2 separate regions of the Homo sapiens genome follow, and region 1 is linked to region 2. A link is a contact called in ENCODE Hi-C data. All regions are on one chromosome and are shown on one strand. Each heading gives the region's core, a stretch centred on a gene start or an enhancer-like site at or near the end of the contact. The rest is flanking DNA. Distances are from core to core; before and after follow the strand shown.

The links. A loop is a pair of places that touch in the nucleus more often than their neighbours do. Pooled maps may share reads with other maps.
Region 1: a map with no recorded cell type shows a loop between it and region 2 (2.2-fold over the local background). The contact joins two enhancer-like sites. A Hi-C loop is called at or near these places in 7 of 37 single-sample maps with no recorded cell type and 4 of 50 pooled maps.

What each region holds. Positions count from the first base shown.
Region 1 is chr9:95,855,977-95,859,993 of GRCh38, reverse strand. The region is part of intron 1 of ERCC6L2-AS1 (ERCC6L2 antisense RNA 1); the gene reads left to right. It also overlaps the pseudogene RNU2-46P. Among named protein-coding and RNA genes, the nearest start is that of ERCC6L2, 18 kb to the left of the region's middle. Within about 2 kb of position 2,599, at least 3 of the 41 ENCODE cell types and tissues checked have a DNase peak (open chromatin) inside an H3K27ac peak, as active enhancers do.
Region 2 is chr9:95,458,086-95,462,268 of GRCh38, reverse strand. It overlaps PTCH1 (patched 1), which reads left to right. Exons shown (of 24, transcript NM_000264.5): 16 at 271-413; 17 at 2,486-2,669; 18 at 3,976-4,183. Among named protein-coding and RNA genes, the nearest start is that of PTCH1, 49 kb to the left of the region's middle. RefSeq lists an enhancer at 1-82. Within about 2 kb of position 2,933, at least 4 of the 41 ENCODE cell types and tissues checked have a DNase peak (open chromatin) inside an H3K27ac peak, as active enhancers do.

The sequences.
Region 1 (4,017 bases), core at 1,350-3,849, 400 kb before region 2:
CAGCCAAACTGAAACCAATGTGTTAACTAGTATTTAAACTGATAAGAACAGATACTACACTTGATCTTAGCCAAAAGGCCTAACTTGTATTTAGGATGTACAAGAAAACATATGCAAATCATTCGATAATAAAGAGTCAGGAAAACTAATTGAAAAATAGACAAAGAATGTATATAGGCAATTTGCAGAAGTGGAAACCTAAATGGCTAAAGGATATATGAAGAATGCTCAAATGTATTAAAAATCAGCTAAGAGTGATTTAAACAAATTCAAAAACTACAACTAGATATCCATGAGATAAACAAGCATTAGAAAATCAGATAAGGCCAAGTATTTGCAAGGATGTGGGAAAATAATAACCTAAGTGAACTACTAGTGAGAGTAGACTGGTACAGCTAGTCAAATTCAGTACTTAGTCAATTTCAACATGCATACACCTTATTACCCAGCCAGCCCTTACCTGGGTATATATATTGTAAAGAAGTTTTCACACTTAAGAGTCATGTATTATCTATTTGTGGCTTCCAGTGATTAGGGGGAATCTTGGTGTTCATTCCTGGAGGAAGGGGTGAGTAAAATGTGCAGACTGCATAATATTGAGTATTGTATGGCAGCTTGAAGTAACAAACCAAGTGTCAACAGAGCAATATGAATAGATCTTAAAAACACAGTGCTTTGGGAGGCTGAGGTGGGTGGATCACCTGAGGTCAGGAGTTTGAGACCAGCCTGGCCAACGTGGTGAAACCCCATCTCTACTAAAAATACGAAAATTAGCCAGGCGTGGTGGCGGGTGCCTATAATCCCAGCTACTAGGAGGCTTAGGCAGGAGAATTGCTTGAACCCGGGAGGCTGAGGTTGCAGTGAGCCAAGATCGCGCCATTGCACTCCAGCCTGGGCAACGAGCAAAACCCTGTCTCAACAAAACAAAACAAAACCACAGCGCTGAGTAAAAAAATAAGAAGTAGAACAAAGTCTAATAAGATACAGTAGACTATATTATTATATTTTGCAAGAGTATGTATACACGTGTTAGACTTCAAACTCAGAGCAGTTGTCTATGGAAAGGGGAATGGGAGAGGGAACGGTAACAGAATGAGGTGAAAAAGGAATAAATATCTAAATTAAGTGTTTTGCTTCAACTCTAATGATCAGGTGATATGAACTGAGGAATATGATTAGTTCAACTCTGGCACTGAGGTCATTTGAAAATATTGATAACATATAATATCTGTATTTGATGAATGTGCAGTGTAAATGAGGAAGATGACACAAGATTTACTTTATAGTAAAAACATGCTGAGTAATATAAGTCAAGTAAATGTAGGTGTGATCAGAGATTAGTGTAATCAGAAAGAAGGCATTCTGGAAGAGATAAGCTTTTAGCTGGCATTGAAGAATAGTTATATTTAGATGTGTCAGTTAGATAAAATATTATTCTACACAAGGTAAACTTTGAGAAAAGTCAGAAAATGGAAAAAGTTCATGTCAAGTGTGAAAAACCAGTGATTAAGTTTTGCTGGAGTATTTGCGCCTGAAGGGGATTAGTGAGAGAAAGGGTTCCTGGAAGATTTTAAAGGTGAGGCTAGAGAGTCCAGTTATTCCAAGGCAGTAGAGATCCACTGAAGACTTTATAGCAGGAGAGTGACATCCCAAGGACACAGGGGTCATTGCTGATGCTCCCAAAGTGCCTGCTGATCTGAGCTGCCAGGGTCATTTGATTAGTATCAATGACTTCAGGGACTCATCTAGAGTTCTCACATTTCCTTGTACTTCATTTGACTGAAGAATAAAGGACTTAGAAAATTGGAGCCCTAAGAAACAGTGAAAATAAGTCTGGGAAAATCCCTGGAGCCTAAAATTAAGCTCTGCCTGTTCTTGGTTTCTTGTTGCTCTCTGGCAACTTCATTAAGTTTCTATTCCTCTTTCCACTCCAACATATTGCAGCCCTTTGATGCCTTTAGATTAGCAAGTTCAACACCTTCTTTGGACTGTAGGTATGAAGACCCAGTTTTGAGCTAGGCTGACATTGGACAAGCTGCAAGGCCAGCAGTTCCTGCATCAGGTCAGCACAGGGAAGTAGGTATTAAAGAGCTGAGCCAGAGCCCTGGGTGCCAGGGCTGGGAAGAAGGCTGGTCTGGCAATCTCAGAATGGCATGGTATTGATAGGTGAGAGCAAACACTCATGATTATGGAGGTCTAACTTGAAGTTGCCAGGTTGTCGTGACCTACAGACTTAGTCTCATTGTTCTTTAAACTTAGTTTGAAAATTTAGAAAGCAACAGAATGAAAAAAGTTCCGCTTAGTTATCTTGCCTTCTCTTGTCACTCAGGTGAGAATGTGAATGCAACTGGACTCTTTTTCTCCTTGCCCAGTTCCTACACGTAAAGATTCCTTTACCAGGAACAGCCCTTAAGTCTTTCATGTCAGTTGTTTAATTCTCTGGAAACTGACCTCTGTTTCCCCATATCCTTCTTGCCTAACTTGTAGATTTCCTGGAGTTTGTCTCCCTGCAGCTGAAATTCTGGCAGCCAATAGGGGACTCAGCCTCACCCCAGTCTCTAGAATCAAACCAGGTATTAATAGGAGGGATTAAGTTGCTGTGACTCAACGCTTAGGCACTCTAGCAGCAAAGATGCTTGATGTTGTCCAGCCCTGATCTTGGGCCCCAGTTTTCACAACAGGCTTCTATCTTGCTCCAATCTGCTCTTTACACAGCTGCAAAAGCCCCTGCCTTGGCAACGTTCCTGGTAACAAGATCCCTCTGGGGAATGGCTCAGCCTTGGTCTTCCACTCCTCCTCCCCCCCATCACTTCTGCTGCCCCTCATATACTGAAGCCTTGCCCTTGAACACTGTCTTCTTGATATTTACACGTTGTGCTCAGTATGATGCTTGGGTCACAGACGATTAGTAAAGACATGAACTATGTTCATCATTCCTAGGGGGAAGGGGAAGGGCCAGGGTTCACTAAAAGGGTGTCATTCATTGCTGATGTCCTAGAAACTGCAAACTGCCAATTTGAGTTTAGGAAACACCTATTATTCTACCTTGATTGTATCTAAAAATGGGGTGAGAAGGAAAGTGGTTTAGTGAACTCCACCCTCAGGAATAAATGCAGAGGGCAACACCTCAGTGAAGTGTGGTGGTCTGCAATGTATATTTCAGACATCTGCCATTCCATGTCCTAGGTATGTACCTCTACCCTGCCCTTGGAATAGGAAAGTAGTCCTTGTATTCAAGCCAAATTGATATTAGGAGATCCACATATGATCTTATCAGGGACACTACAGTCTGTACTCTCTTTCTTTGCTGCCTTTCAGGGAACATATACCAGACCTAGAACACTGATGACTATTCAGGAAAGGTATGGAAGAGTGGGCACAAGGTGGGACCCTGACTATTTTCTGGAGTCACCACCAGCTGGGACCCAGTTCTGCTGACTGTTGTAGTCCTGTTGTAACAATTGCTTTCATGTTTGCTAAAATAAATAAATATCAATGTGTTTAACCAATAATGATAACCACTTTGCTTTTTGGCAAATCCTAAAGAGATAAAACTAATTCATATAATTTAGCGGGGAGAGAAAAAGGCACACACAAAAGTCTCATCCTCCTAGATCCATTTACCATCTTGAAAGGGACAAGTAACAGATAACTTGTTAATTATGGAAGGATTCTATAACCTTACTCACTTCTACCAGATTGGTTACTTCATTATCCTATTTCTTTTCAGAGATCAGGAATAAGATCCTTAAATTTTTTAGGTTTCTGTGCTTATCTACAGATGTAGAAGAAAATGCAAAATGAGGGAGATTATGCAGTGGTATGAAACAAAATCTGAAGGGATAGAAAGGATGGCTGAGTTGCTGGAGAGGAAAGAAAGCTGAGTTCCTGGGGCCTGCTTTGAAGATGAAAGGAAGGCACCAGGAGATAAACTGGGCCAGAGATAGGTCTTGTGAGGCTTTGCAGTTAAAAAACCTGCAGATGGTTTTTGGATGGGATCAAATATCAGAAAGGCAG
Region 2 (4,183 bases), core at 1,684-4,183:
AGTGGTTTTTCTTAAGATAAAATATGAGTATTTGTTTCATAGAAACAGATAATCTCCTTCCCCCCTTTTGAGCAGTGGCTGGCAGCAGCTGCAGTTCATTCATGAAAGATCCAGTGCTTTCAGTCAAAGTGGATGTGGGACACAGAGGGTGTGTTTCTGATGGACGTCTAAGAGCCCCCTGCCCTGCTCAGTCTCCTCAGCCCACCCCGCTAGGACCAGGGTCCTTCTGGCTGCGAGTTATAATGTGTTACAATCATTTGCCATTTCTAGGACTTCAGGATGCATTTGACAGTGACTGGGAAACCGGGAAAATCATGCCAAACAATTACAAGAATGGATCAGACGATGGAGTCCTTGCCTACAAACTCCTGGTGCAAACCGGCAGCCGCGATAAGCCCATCGACATCAGCCAGGTACTCCAGCTGCTGGGCACTGAGGGCGCTTCCAGGGCTGCGGGGCCGCTGCCCTGGTGGAGGCTGCTTGACAGCGTGTGACCCCACCCTGTGCTCTCTGGAGACCTAAGGCACTGGGAGCTGGTAGAAAGAATATTGGGTGACTCTAATTCACCTCCTCCCACCAGCTAATTGTGTGACCTCAGGCCAGCCAGTGCACCTCACTTTCCTCATCTGTCAAATGGGACAGGCGTGTTCCTACCACCAGAACAATTGTCAGAATAAAGTGCAGCCAAGAGAGTGCAGGCTCTTTCCAATGTTAGAAATGCAGCGGCGTGTGATTCTTTCAGTTCTAGGACTCGGTACCTTGTTGGTCTTGATGGTATTCAAGCTTGGAAAGATGGATTTCTTGGGTAGCAGTCATTTGGATGAGCAGAATTTGGGGTAGGTGGGTGGGTTAGGAGATTGGAGAGGTGACAGAAGGATGGGAAGATTTGTTACATTTGAGATCTTTGGGTGGCCCTGGCCCCAGGAGTAGACAGATCGCTCTGTGATGAGTGAAGCAAACGGAAATGTGCACCCTTGGAATCAGAGTGGCTGCGCCATTCTGCTCACTCCTGCAGTAATAACCGTTTCTGTTTGGGAATCATATTCTCCACTTGTGTTTGCATCTTCTTGCTGCCATTTGGATTCCAGCATACCCCTTTTGGTTCTGCAGGTGTGTTCAGGAGTGTGTTTTGGACTCCTCCAATTGCACGGGGCCCGGGCTACCTCAGCTTCCTCGGAGCCTCTTCCCTTGGCTCTTTGTAGCTTGCTTGCTTCACCTTCAGGCAGAAAACCGTCATGCTAATGATCTTCTCAGCAGCTATGTTTATTGTCTCCCCTTTTTTGCTGGCATTCAAGGTGACAGATTTACAAAGTACATTGTTCAGAGTTGTTATGGAGTGTGAAACTCTGAGCTCACAGCAGCAGGCAGCAGACCATCACGTTTCCCAAGGATGCAGGCAGAGGAGTCTGCCTCAGAGACACCAGGAAAGTGCCCAGGCAGCAGGGCTGGGCGAGGGACCAGGGATACTGTGGGACAAATGGGATTGGGCCAGACCCCCAGATACCATTTCCTCCTCCCGGGAGGGAGAAAGGCGTGCTGCATGCACAGAGGCCACGGGCTGCGCTGTTTGATTCCAGGGATGTGTTGAGGACATGCAGTTGTTACATATCCTGTGGATTAATTGAATCCAGATCCCCGAAATCCAGTTCTCTCACTCTCTCCCTGCTCCTTCTTCCTTCACTCCTTCTCTAGGAGCCGCTGTCACTGGTGTTTTTCATTTTGTTTAAAAAAGACCCAAAGCGAGGAATGAGGCCTGAATCTAAAATAAACAGGAAACGGAATTTTTCTATGTATATAAAACGTACAAACACATACTGAGTCCCACAGAGTTCCCCACCTCAGCAAAGCCCACAAGCCCTCCTGCCGAGGGAGCACATTTGGCCACGCAGAGGACGCGGCGTGCGGAGTACTACGACCTCCGGGAATAAGATCACCTGGCGAGGCTTGAGGGTGTGCACTCGTCCCTTGCACTTTCTGGCGCTGGGCATTTTTTGAATCCACAGGTCATAGGAGGCTAGTGTTAGCAAAATTTATACAGATGTTGTTTTATTTTTATAGCTCTCCTCCATTTACTGGGTGGCATTTCCTTCAGTGTTAACAACAGAGGTTAACTGCACACAGACGTGCATGGGGATTCTTGCCAGGTTTCTCCCCCTTCCCCTCCTATAAATATGTTTCTCCAGATTGTTCATTCTCTGCCTTGGCTGCAGACGGTCTTTTAGCATTCAGATTTAATTGGTTCAGCCAATTCCTGGGCCATCTGCAGAACTGTGTTTGTTATAAACACGCCAGTGATTGCATCCTCCGATAAGTGCACATTGAAAGAAATCAAAGGTGTTCTGATGGGATTTTCGACACTTTCAACAGTAGGCATTCTATTCTTTGTTGTAATGCTGTGCGAAGCTCAGCTTCTGTGCTCTCAAGGCAGAAGTGTGTTTACCCCCAACCCCATTCTCAAAGGCCTCTGTTCTTCCCGTTTTTGTAGTTGACTAAACAGCGTCTGGTGGATGCAGATGGCATCATTAATCCCAGCGCTTTCTACATCTACCTGACGGCTTGGGTCAGCAACGACCCCGTCGCGTATGCTGCCTCCCAGGCCAACATCCGGCCACACCGACCAGAATGGGTCCACGACAAAGCCGACTACATGCCTGAAACAAGGCTGAGAAGTAAGTAGCGTTTTATCGGGAGGTCTGGGAACTTACAGAGGTGCCTTCCCTGGTTCTCCAAACTCAGCAACAGCCTTCATCCGTTGACGCTACCCAGGGTTCAGAAGTGTAAACAGAACAATCTATTTCTTCTCGTTTAAAACTCTGGGAGACGAGGATGTGTAATGGGATACAACCCCCGCACTCTATCACATTGGGAAATCAGTGTCTCGTCTCCATTCGTAGCTTTAATGCTAAGACGTTCATTAGGCGTTGCTCTCACGTGCCAGCTGTTCCCTGTGAACACCGGGGACGCCTCCAGGTTAAGTGTTATTTTACTATTGCAGAGTTTTATCGCTGGGGATTATATGTTTATCTTAACTTTGTCAACTCTGGTGTTGAAGGGATTTTTGGCACATTGGGTCATTCCTATAAGCCACCAAGCACCTGCACTGTGTCAAAGCTGTTTAAACCGGAGCAGAAAAGTCTGTATACAACAGCGTCCTCTTCCTTTCACCTCTCAGCCCAGAGTTTGAAAGGTGGTTCTGTGTGGATTTCATTTGCATTTCTGGTGGAGATATTAGTAGCGTATGCTTTGGATACCGGGCCAAGGGAGGATGTGAGAAAGAAGACGGGTCCCCTTGCAAACATGGCTGGAGACTCAGCGAGTAGTGCTTCCCCGGATCCAGTGCTGCCCAGAGCCCTGTGGCAGGCAGCCAAGGCTTGTCTTAATGAAAATTTATAGTTGAGATTATAATAGGGCAAATCATGTTTAGCAAGTCAACTGAATGACCCCAGAGGGTCTGGAACACACAACGGCAGTAACTAAATGCTTGTTGTGTAAGGATTTCTTCCCCTGTTGCTGAAGACTTAGCATTGCATTAGAAAAGAAGCATACAAGGTTGAAGTTTGTTCAGGCACTAAAAGGATAAGTTAAGCATTTTTCTCAGGAAAGCATGACTCTTGAGTTCTTTTGCTCTTGCAAGTGATTGAATAAAACTGTGTGAACTTGGTATTTTCATATGTGTCAAGGGAACAAAAAAATGTTCCCAAAATGTAAGCCTGGAGTTTTTAGACCCCTCACAAAGAATGACTGCTGGAAGATTAAAATCAAATCTTAAAAAATACACACATCACAGAGTTAAACATTTTTAAACCAAATGGGAAGATCGTAAAGGCCTGGAGGCTATGATCAGCATTGTTTGTTCTTTGTATCATGTAGAAGAGCAGTCAGTAAGCTTTCATGCAAAGTTCTTCTCTCTTTCCATTGAAACTGTGATGCTCTTCTACCCTGGGCTGCTCCTAACCTGTGCCCTTCTCTGTCCAGTCCCGGCAGCAGAGCCCATCGAGTATGCCCAGTTCCCTTTCTACCTCAACGGCTTGCGGGACACCTCAGACTTTGTGGAGGCAATTGAAAAAGTAAGGACCATCTGCAGCAACTATACGAGCCTGGGGCTGTCCAGTTACCCCAACGGCTACCCCTTCCTCTTCTGGGAGCAGTACATCGGCCTCCGCCACTGGCTGCTGCTGTTCAT